Linked DNA regions of Mus musculus: region 1 is linked to region 2. The links are chromatin contacts, found by Hi-C or POLR2A ChIA-PET in ENCODE. All regions are on one chromosome and are shown on one strand. Each heading gives the region's core, a stretch centred on a gene start or an enhancer-like site at or near the end of the contact. The rest is flanking DNA. Distances are from core to core; before and after follow the strand shown.

The links. Hi-C counts contacts between places; a loop is a spot of excess contacts on that map. ChIA-PET counts read pairs that join two places held with the same protein, here RNA polymerase II (POLR2A).
Region 1: a loop to region 2 is called in a map of heart, with 6 times the contacts of the local background. The contact joins the enhancer-like site here to the promoter of D830050J10Rik in region 2. A Hi-C loop is called at or near these places in 3 of 37 maps with a recorded cell type or tissue (gastrocnemius and heart). POLR2A ChIA-PET finds 5 or more read pairs at or near these places in 4 of 5 experiments (Patski and embryonic stem cell).

The regions. Positions count from the first base shown.
Region 1 is chr6:115,715,163-115,720,448 of GRCm38, reverse strand. No RefSeq gene overlaps it. Among named protein-coding and RNA genes, the nearest start is that of Gm24008, 6.0 kb to the left of the region's middle. Within about 2 kb of position 3,293, at least 1 of the 3 ENCODE cell types and tissues checked has a DNase peak (open chromatin) inside an H3K27ac peak, as active enhancers do; it is heart, where a contact is called at or near this core.
Region 2 is chr6:115,672,645-115,678,072 of GRCm38, reverse strand. D830050J10Rik (RIKEN cDNA D830050J10 gene) reads right to left here and starts at 2,105. Exons shown (of 1, transcript NR_152134.1): 1 at 1-2,105. It overlaps Raf1 (v-raf-leukemia viral oncogene 1), which reads left to right and starts at 1,438. Exons shown (of 17, transcript NM_029780.4): 1 at 1,438-1,837.

The sequences.
Region 1 (5,286 bases), core at 2,044-4,543, 41 kb before region 2:
CCACCATGATGATAATGGACTAAACCTCTGAAACTGTAAGCCAGCTCCAATTGCCTTGGTCATGGTGTCTCTTCACAACAATAAAACTCGAAGACACATACTTAATATACTGTATTATATGGAATCATTAAAATGACCATGGGCTACACACCCTCAAGAGAGGTGACAATTACTATCTGGTGATACAAAATGTTGCTGAGTGGAGCAGTGGGAATGAACAGTGTGCTGGGCAGGATCAGCCAGGCATTTGTTCAGCCACTCTGGAAAACTCTCTGGCATTATCTAGTACAGCCAGCCAGAGATACACTGTCTAGGTATACCTAGATACACTGTCACATCGATACCCAAGAGAGAAGCACAGCCTCATGCAACAGAGCATAAGGGAAGACAGAAGACTCGAAGCAGCGCTGTGCAAGACAGCCCCAATCTGAAAGTAGTCCAAATGTCCCTGAGCAGAATGAAATTATTGTATAGTCATGTACTGAAATATTATACAGCAGTGCCAGCGAGATGACTTAGCAGGTAAGAGAGCTTAGCACCCAGGCCTAGCAAAACTGAATTCCATCCCCAGGAACCACACGGTGGGAGGAGAGAAACAATTCCGTGGCATAGCCCTCTGACCTCCATGTCTACGCTGTGGCGTGGACAGCTGAATCCCCACATCATACATTCACATACTAATTATTAATTTTAAAAGAAAATGAGAAAGCACATTTTCATGTAATAGCATTGATGAACCTCACAAACATAGTGTGATAGATCATTTTAATTTTTTAAAATTATGTGTGTGTCTGTGTGGAAGTATGTATACATGAGTGCCCGGTACCTTCAGAAGTCAGAAGAGGGTGTCAGATCCCCTGGGACTGGAGTTCCTGGCAGTAGTGAGCAAACCACCCAGTGGGTGCTGAGGATTGAACTCTGGGCCTCTGCAAGATCCGTAATCACTCTCAATGGCCGAGCCTTCTCTCCAGTGCCCATAAACATTAGATTGAATGAAATGTGTGACTTTATTTACACAAACTTCCCATTTTTAAATATGTATTCTGATAATTAAGCACAAAGCAAAAAGAATGCAGGCACAGCCCTGCAGATCCGGGAGATGTATGATTTCCTGGGCAGTCAATGTCTGATTGAATAAGGGAGTGGCAAAGTCCTCTGTCTTTGTTTTTTGTTTGTTTGTTTAGTTTAGTTTTTCTAGACAGGGTTTCTCTGTAACAAAGCCCTGGCTGTCCTGGACTCGATTTATAGACTAGGCTGCTGCCCTTGAACTGACAGAGACCCACCTGTCTCTGCCTCTGCCTCTGCCTCTGCCTCTGCCTCTGCCTCTGCCTCCTCTGCCTCTGCCTCTGCCTCTGCCTCTGCCTCTGCCTCTGCCTCTGCCTCTGCCTCTGCCTCTGCCTCTGCCTCTGCCTCTGCCTCTGCCTCTGCCTCTGCCTCTGCCTCTGCCTCTGCCTCCCAAGGGCCACCAAGCCCCTCTCATTTCTTTAGTTTTTAAGATACAGAATCTACAGGTAGCACAGGTTGTCCTCAGACTCAAATCCTCTTGTCTCTGAAAACTGAGTGCTGGGATTAAAGGCATGCCAGACTTCTGGATACTTTTCTACGTATTCCATGATAAAAATTAAGTAGAGAGATGAGTTAGTGATTAAGTGTGCATGTTGCTCTTCCAGGGAACCCGGGTTCTGTTCCCCACACCTACATTGAGCTGCTCACAGTGACCTGCAACTCCAGTTCCAGGAAGATCCAACATGTGTGGTCTCTGAGGCCGCCTGCATCCACATGTACACGCGCGCCCATGTGTGTGTGTGTGACAGAGAGGGAAAGTCAGAGAAGGAAAGAAACAGAGGGAGAAAAGGGAGAGAGAGAGAGAGAGAGAGAGAGAGAGAGAGAGAGAGAGAGAGAGAGAGAGAGAGAGGAGGGAAGTGGAGGGAAGTGGAGGGAGTAAGTTTGAAACCATGAACTTTGCTCTTCTGGACACAAGAGGGGGTGCTAACCGGTGACCAGCTAAGGAAACCAGGTTTCCTAGCAACAGAGAAAAACATTGAGCAGGAAGTTTCTAAGATTCAGTCGATGGATTTCAGCTCTGCACCTGCTTGGGGCAAGGCTCGCTCCTGGCACCTGGAGCCTTCTGTTGAGTCTTGAGCGTCCTTGACCTTTTGTGGGAAAGTGGAGTACTCCTGAACACGAGGTCAGATCGGCAGGGCTGGGGTGCTGAGCCCTGGATCGCCTTTCTTCCCTGATCTTTTCCGTAGGACTCCAAACCCCCTGGTGTTTCCCTCAAATGAAGAGGCAATTAAGGCATGGGAAGGAGGGAGTTTGCCTGGAGCATGCTGAGACTTCAGGTTGTAAAAACAGAAAGATTTGGGTTGCAATGACCATTCTTAGGTTTGTTATTTTAACAGATAAGTATTGGGTAAATAAGTATTAGGCAAATCCTGTGGAATAGTAATAACACAGGAAGAATCCACTGTGAAGCGGCTGGGCTGGGGCTCCGTGGTAGAATGTGCGGGGCGTTGCTGCCCGGATCTTGGCTGGCCCTGTGGCACTAGCAGGAGGTGCTGAGACCTTTAAGAGGCGGGGCTTACCTGAATAGCTGTGAGATCATTGGGTGCACGTCCTCAAAGGGACTGGTTGGACCAGTCTTTGTGTGTGATAGACTTACTGGGGAGACACAACACACACACACACACACACACACACACACATCTGTTCTCTCAGAAAGGGAACCAGTCTTTGTGTGTGATAGACTTCCTGGGGAGACAAACACACACACACACACACACACACACACACACACACACACACACACACACACATCTGTTCTCTCAGAAAGGGAACCAACCCCATGACAGAACCAAGAAACATCCACACCAAGGTCCAACTTGGTTAAACTAGTGAGATTTTATTGGTCTGCTAACAGGAGTGTGGGTGAGGGGTTATTTACAGTACCAGGTGTGGCTCAAAAACAGCTGCATCACCAAAAAGCCCCAAACAGAGTGACGACTCACAAAAGCAGCAACCCTGAAGCGCTCTGTACACCATGCAGGCAGCTGACAGATCCAAGATATCTCCTCTCTGCAGCTGGGCTGCTCAGAGTCTGTTCCAACAGCTGTTTATTCCTTCTGGAAAGCTGGAGAAAGACCTTCCAGATTCTCGCAAGTTTCTGCTTTCCCAGAAGGTGACCTCTTGTTTACCTCCGTGATCTCCCAAGGGCCCCTGACCCTGGAAGGAAAGTTTGGATTCCGTGGACTCTGCCGCCCAGCTCCAGCCCTCTCCTGCCTCTCTTGCACTCACTCGGCAACCGGCCTCCTTTGGCTCCAGCTTCCATGTTTGTCCTCACCACAAACCCAAATGTCTGAAGCCATGAGCCAGAACGAAGCTTTCCTCTTTTTAATTTGGTTCTCTACAGAACTGTCAAAGAAGCAGAAATCTGGCTAACAAATGGAGAAAGAAATTGAGAAATGGATCACAGTTAAACTCCTGCACAGGGTACTCAGCACACACACCGTACAGTTCAGAGCAGCCTGCAACGCCAGCTACAGAGAGCCAAAGCACATTTCTGGCCTCTGAGGGGATCTTTTGGATGCCCACTGTTAGCATTCTGTCTAAGCTCTGCCCCACAGTTACCTGGATTGCCAGGTATGTCTGACACTCTATAAAGGGGGCTGCTTGCCCCCTCCTTTCTCTCTTGCTCTCTCTTGCTCTTGCCTTCCTGCTCCTGCTCAGTCCTCCTCATGGCCAGTCTCTACTCCCCTCCTCTCCTCCTCTCCCCTCCCCTCCCCTCTCTCTCTGCCTTTCTCCACCTCTACTACCCTAACTCCCTTCCCCATATCCTGAATAAACTCTTTTCTATACTATGGTGCTATAGCTGGTCCCTCAGGAGGAAGGGATGCCTCAGCATGGGCCCTGCGATGGCTCCTTCCCCCACACCTCACCACACAGCCATAAAACATATCCCCCCTCTTTATCTTTTAATAAACACATCACCACTACATGCATGTCTCCATTTCCCTACATGCTGATCTACATGTAATTAACAACAAAATAAGTCTGTAAGAGAAAGAGGAAAAAAATAACACCGGAGATGCATGGAGACTAAACAGGATGACATGCAAATGTCTTCCCCAATCCAATGTATAAAAGAAATATTTAAAACCATATTTTAATTTATTTTATATTTTGAGACAGCGTCTTACTTTGTAGCTCTGACTGGCTTGGGACACACTGTATAGACCAGGCTGGCCTTGAATTCACAAAGACCTGCCTGCTCTGTCTCCTGAGTGCTGGGATTAAAGGTATGCCCAACCTATCATCATTTTTATTCTTATTTTAAAAGCTTATTTTTTTAAAGGTATGAAGCTGTTTATTGTCTCTAATAACCAGATAAATTAATGTTAAAACTTTGGGGAGGGAGTAATTTCTCTAGCAAGTGAAGAAAACCACTTTAAATAAGAGCTTGCTGTTAGGGAGGAACTTACAATTGTGTTGGGGCCTCACTCTGAGAAAGCAGTCTGGCTGCCACTAGCAGGAGCCATAGAATGGCTCTCCTAGACAGTGTGGTGATGTGTACCTGTAATCCCAGCACTTGGTAGGTGTAGACAAGACGCAGAAGTTCAAGGCTACCCTTAGCATCAAATCAAGTTTGAAGTCCGTTGGACTTGCAGGCGATCCTATCTCCAGACGTCCTTCTGTGATCCAGCAACTGTGCTTCAGACATAATTGGAAATGTGGCAAAAGGTACACATGACAATATTGATGCCAGTTTTCTTTATGATGTCCCCTGACCTGAAGCAGAGAGGGAGTCAGAGAGAGAGAGAGAGACTGAGAGACAGAGACAGAGAGACAGAGATGTGGGACTCCAGAGTCAACTACCTTGGACCCATGGGGGCTCACAGACTAAACTATCAACCAAACAGCATGCAAGTGCTGAACCAGGACCCATACACATTTGTAGCAGAAATGCACCGAGGTCTTCATGCGGGTCCCCTAACAATCAGAGAGGAGGCTGTCTCTGGCTGTTGCCTACCACTGGATGTCCTTCCTGCTAATGGACTGCCTGGTTGGGTCTCAGTGGCACACCATGTGCTTAGGGCCTACTGGGACAGGATATCCCAGGGTGGGGTGGTACCCAATGGGGGTTTCCCCTTTTCTGAGAAGGAGATGGGCTAGTGGGGGAAGGGATTTGGAAGGGTGGGACTGGGAGGAGGGGTGGGGCTCAAGATCAATATGTAAAGTGAGTAAATAAGAGAATTAAAAAAAGAGAGAGAGAGAGAGAGTCCATACTGA
Region 2 (5,428 bases), core at 856-3,355:
CAATACAAAAGCCAAAAGATGGAAAGAACCTAAATTTCCATGGTTATCCTAGACAGAAAATCTGGTGTAAACTTCTGATGAAATAGTTTAGCTCTAAAGAGGAGTGAAGTATTAGCACACATGTGTTACAGATGAACTCGGAAACAGGCTAAGTGAAAAGACTTAAATCATAAAGGGCCCCATACTTTATAAGTATCCACGCACACAAGATAATCTAGAAGTCAGGTCTGTAGTAGCAAAATGAGTATTGGTGGTTGCTCTGGGTGGGAGCTAGTGAGAAACTAAACTGCTTAGTGGGTAATTTTATTTCAGAGTAATGGAAATGTTTTGGAACCAAAGTTGTGGTTACACAATACTGTGAACGCACTAAATGCCAAAAGATGTTTACTTATAAATGGTTACTTAAAAAAAACAAAAAAAAACTTGTCTGTGTATTTGTAAATGCGGTTGCAGGTTGCGCACGTAGCACCGGGTTCGAATGGAGGTCAGAGGATAACTTTCAGGAGCCTGTTCTCTCTTCCATCAGGTTTTACTCTGCACACTTTTTACTCTCTGAGTCACCTTGCGGGTCCCCAAATGGCTACTTGGAAAATACTTACACAGAGGTAGGAGAACCAGAGTCTGAGGCCAGCCTCAAATTAAGAGGGAATCTGGCACATGCTTTTAATCCCAGCACTCAAGAGGCAGAGGCAGAGCGATCTCTTTGAGCTCGAGGCCAGCCTGGTTTACAAAGTGAGTTCCAGGACAGACAGGGCTGTTAGACAAAGAAACCCTGTCTCGAAAAACCACAATAAATAAATAAAATTGAGAACCTATTTCAAAGAGGGGAAAAAAAAAAAAAAGCACAATTGACAATACACATTGCCCTCCAGGTGTCTATTCCACGGGGGCTGTACGAAGACGCACAACAGGCTTCAGTTTACGGTGGGCCATATTGTCGCATCAATTTTAATTTTTTTTTCTTTTTTGAGACAGGGTCTCATGCAGCTCATATGACCGTGAACTCCCGACCCTCTTGCCCTCACTTTCCAAGCGCTGGCATTACAGGTGTGCAACACCATACTTTTAGTTTTTGGTCAACTTGGTGTACTACAGCGAACACTCCATCTACAAATGAGGAACCTGAGGTTTCACATAGCATGAGGGCTTTCCCACAAAACCCCTAGGCCGCCATTCTCCACGGATGTCAACTTCGGAGAGGAAGCACCAGAGCTGGAGCCCTGTGCCGTGTGTCACCAGGCGCGTCTGGCCCGCTGAGGGCCTCGCGGGTGGCCGGACCGCGGCTGCAGCCCAATACCACTGGCCTCCAACCAGAAACAGTCACTCTGCTACCACGGAGTCAACCCCGAAATGGCGGCCGCAGGACCGCGAGGCCACGCCCCCGGAGGCGGGGCCACATTCCAGGCTCGAGCGATAGATCCCCGAGCCGAGTTTTAAGCGGACTGCCGAGCCCAGGAGCTCGCGCAGAGGCAGTGAGCCCGGCGGCGCCGCAGGTCGTGGAGACGAGTGTCGAGCGCAGGGCTAGCTCGCCCGGGATAGCCTGAGAGCGTCTTCTTCGCGGGTGCTGGTGCCGCCATCTTGGATGGCGGGAGTTAGAGCCGAGCGGACTTGAGGCGGGAAGGCTTCTCTGTTGTTCTCCGCAGGCCCTCGGACGGGCCAGCTGGCCGAGCTTTGGGGCGCGTGCCCTGAGGCGCGGGGCGCTAGTGCAGCGATGCGGGGCCTCCCCGGGGCCCCGTCCCCCGGGCTGGGGACACGCCGAATGTGACCGCAACCAACGCGTTCTCTCAACCACCGCTGCCGCTGCACGACGGGACCCGGCACTGCCCGGCTCCCTCAGGTAGGCCACAGGGCTGACGGTGCGACCGTGGGGCGCAGGGTCGGCCAGGCCGCTGTCATCCTGGTGGCGGGCCGGGCGCGGGCCGGGTGTCATGGCCGGCGAGCCAGTTTCCACACCCCTGCTCAGATTTCCCAGTGTTTCTCGGAAACGTGCCAGCGCCACTCCGGTGCCCAGCGAGCATTCCTCATATTTTGGCAATGGGGGAAAAAAAATCCTCCCAGAGCTGCCCAGTGACTGTGTTGTCACTGGGATGGGCTCGTTCTTTTTTCTCTCGGGCTGCAGAAGTGGGGGGAGCCCGGCCTTGCACCTCCTCTCGGGCTGCTTCGCTTAAGTGACACCCTTTTAGGGAAGACAAGAGGAATCGGGGAAGGCAGCGAGAGAAACCGGTCAGGGTCCCGCCTCAAAGGCTTGCGACCTCGCCTGGGGCTTCCAAATGGGTGGCCCGGGATGCTCGCGATCGGGAGCCAGGCTGCCTTTTGTGTGAAGCGACAACCTCCCAGGCTTTTGCAGAGCCGGTGCATGGATGCAGAGTTGGGACACAAACGAGGTGACCGTGTTCATTCATTGTTCTCTCTCCAGGGCCCAGGGTGTGCCTCTGGTTTTCATTCTTTGTTAGGAGGGACAGTCGAATCTCTTCTTTCCCGGTTGAGACGTAACTGGGTCCTGGGGAATGGGCCAGGTCTGTGTATAGAAGTGGGGAATGAATTCAGGGCACGTCTGAATGCCTGCAATGCGTCCTGTGGGGTCGTTGGAGACTCAGCTCCTGGGGCGTGAAAACAACCGGAGGTGATAAGGCTTGTTTTCCCAAGTGTTCTTGGGATTTAGAACAGTTAGGTGCAGAGTCGAGAAGCCCTGAGGTTCCTTGCTTGCTTCTGCGCGGAGTTTGAAGGACTGTTCCGCCAGGTGAGGCAGAGGGGAGGACATTGTCGGCGGAGGGAACAGCTGGCACCAAGGCTCAGAGGCATAGCCTGCGGGAGTTGGGATGATTTGGGGGAGCAGCTAGTAAATGTGGGGTGCAGGAAGACAGACGTCAGGGTTCAAAAGGAAAAATTGATCGCTTGTGAAGGGTCTGTGTGATGGATAGTAATGAACTAGTTCATTTATTAATTAACTTCATGTTGTGAATGTTTAGTTCTTGCTGGTTACTGCTTTGCTCCCCTCCCGCTATGGTAGTGAACAAAATTTACCTTGTTAAGTCTTGCTAACCAGTTTTGGTAATTGATAGAAAATGTTTTGTGCTTGCTTGATCACTGGTTCCTATTTGGAGATACTCTTGCAGCTATTTCTAAGGTTAACACATTCCCCAAACAGACAGAAATTGGCAGATTATAGAAAGCACCTGAAGAAGTGTAGCATGAAAGTATTTTTAATTAACCCTATTTATGTAGTAGACTCTTTTCTTTGGACAGAGTCCCCAGGTTGCAGCTTTGTTAAGACGTCTGCAGCCCTGTGAACATTCTTCTTCTAAAATAGCTCCTTCGATTAAGGCTTATGCTGAAGTGGCTATTTGGAAGTGAAGACATCAGGAGCAGTGTCCAAATCTTTGGTGCTGTGAACCACTGAAAACCACTGAGGTTCTTTTGGTTTGGTTTTACTCTTATCACTTCAAGGGCTAAGTAAGCTGTTTAAAATCCAGCAGCAACATTTGACCTAGCCGAGACTGGAGACTTGGAAAAATAAACCTGCTGATGTTTCTGTTCTGAAGGCTTATCTTCAGGTCTGCAAGGCTGTGATTGTGCCCTCAAGTGCGATCAGGCAGCTTGGTGAAGGTCTTGTCCATAGTTGAAAAGACCTTGTGTGCCTGTGAAGTAGAGGGCTTGACTGAAGGGCATTTGAATGCATTTTAAGGGATTTGGCCCAGTAGTAAAAAGACTGAGAACCTTTTACTTATTTATGACAAAAAGTATCCAAAGATTAACAATGACCTGCATCACAACTGCTCGGAACCCAGCTGCTTTTGGCTTCAAGTCAATTATGCTCTGATGATTAAGCTACATGACAGTTTTGGAAGTTAATTTGATATTTGCAGAAGGACTAAATATTTTTAATGGAAATACAATGACTAACTTCAAATTGCTCTTTTAGGAAGTCTATTAATGAATGTTTGATTATTTAATGTTAAAATTCAGACAGAAGGTTGTTACTCACCTGCTACCTAAAAACATGAAAGAATGCTTTGGTTTGCCTGTTAGGTTTACTAGTAATGAGCCTGATCTTGGGAGGAGCTTGTTAACTAAACAGCATGCCTTAATGTTGACTTGCAGATCAGAATTTAAATATTGTCTCTGCCAGACAGTGAACAAATGTACCAGTGAGGGGCTTTATGAAACCTTAAAAGTCAAGCTTCAACTTAAAATTTTGTTGTGTTATTTTTCTAAAGTTGTAAGTAGACCATAAAAAATCAGAAATGTTTTTTTTTTTCCTTTCTTGATTTTTTTTTTCCTGGATCTCACTGTGTAGTCCTTGGATGACCTAGAACTCACTACGTAGACCAGGTTATCCTTGAACTCATAGAGATCCCCCTGCCTCTGCCTCCCAACTGTTGGGATTAAAAGTGTAGATTCTTTAGGAGGTTGTTGAGTTTTTGTTTTGTTTGTTTGTTTGTTTTTATATGTGTACACATGGATGGGTGAACTTGCTAATTGTTCATCCAGTGGGTTCAAAATATACTAATATAACTAAATATTTATGTTAAGATTCCTCTGTTATGGGGTAGGTCTAAACCCTTGTCTGCAATCCTAGGATAGTAATGTCAGATTGTTTTATTTTGACCTTCAAAGTTGTGAGTAAAAAGTCTTTAGTTAGTCATTAAAATTGACACTTAAGTTTTGTAGTGTCTGAGTCATTCTGTTACTTCTTTGCTCCCAGGATTATTTGTATAGCTCTTAGTGATTTTAGTTTTTAAAATTTTAATTATCCATGTATGGGTATTTTGCCTGCACATATGTCTGAGAACCACACCTGTGCCTATTGCCTTGGAGGTTAGAAGCGGGCATCATCTGGAGCTGAGGTCACAGACAGTTGTGAGCTAGCTTGGGGGTGGGTCCTGGAAACTGAACCCAGGTCTTTTAATTGCTGAGCCATCTCTCTAGTCCCTTAGTGGTTTTTGTTGTGGTGATTGTTTTCATTTTATTTTATGTTATTTATTTATGTATTTATTTTACTTTTATTGTACATGTGTGTATGTTTGTGTGTCTGAGTGTATATGCACCAATGTCTGCAGTGTTAGTGGAGGTCGGAAGAGGGCATCAGATCCTCTAGAGTTGGAATTACAGGTGGCTGTGAGCTGTGTGGGTTCTGGAAACTGAACCAGATTTTCTGCAAGAGCATTAAGTACTCTAATTGATGGGCCATTGTTCCAGTCCAACTGTTGTTTTTAAGTACATAGTCTCAGGGCTGGAGAGGTGGTTCAGTAGGTAAGAGGACTTGTTGGTTTTGCAGAGAACCTGGGTGTGGGTGACTAAGCACCCACATGGGGGTTTACAACTGTCTGTATATAACTCCAGTTCCTAAAGATCTGGCACCCTCTTCTGTCCTCATGGGACACAAGGAATCACATGATACATAGACATATATGCAGGCCAAACACCC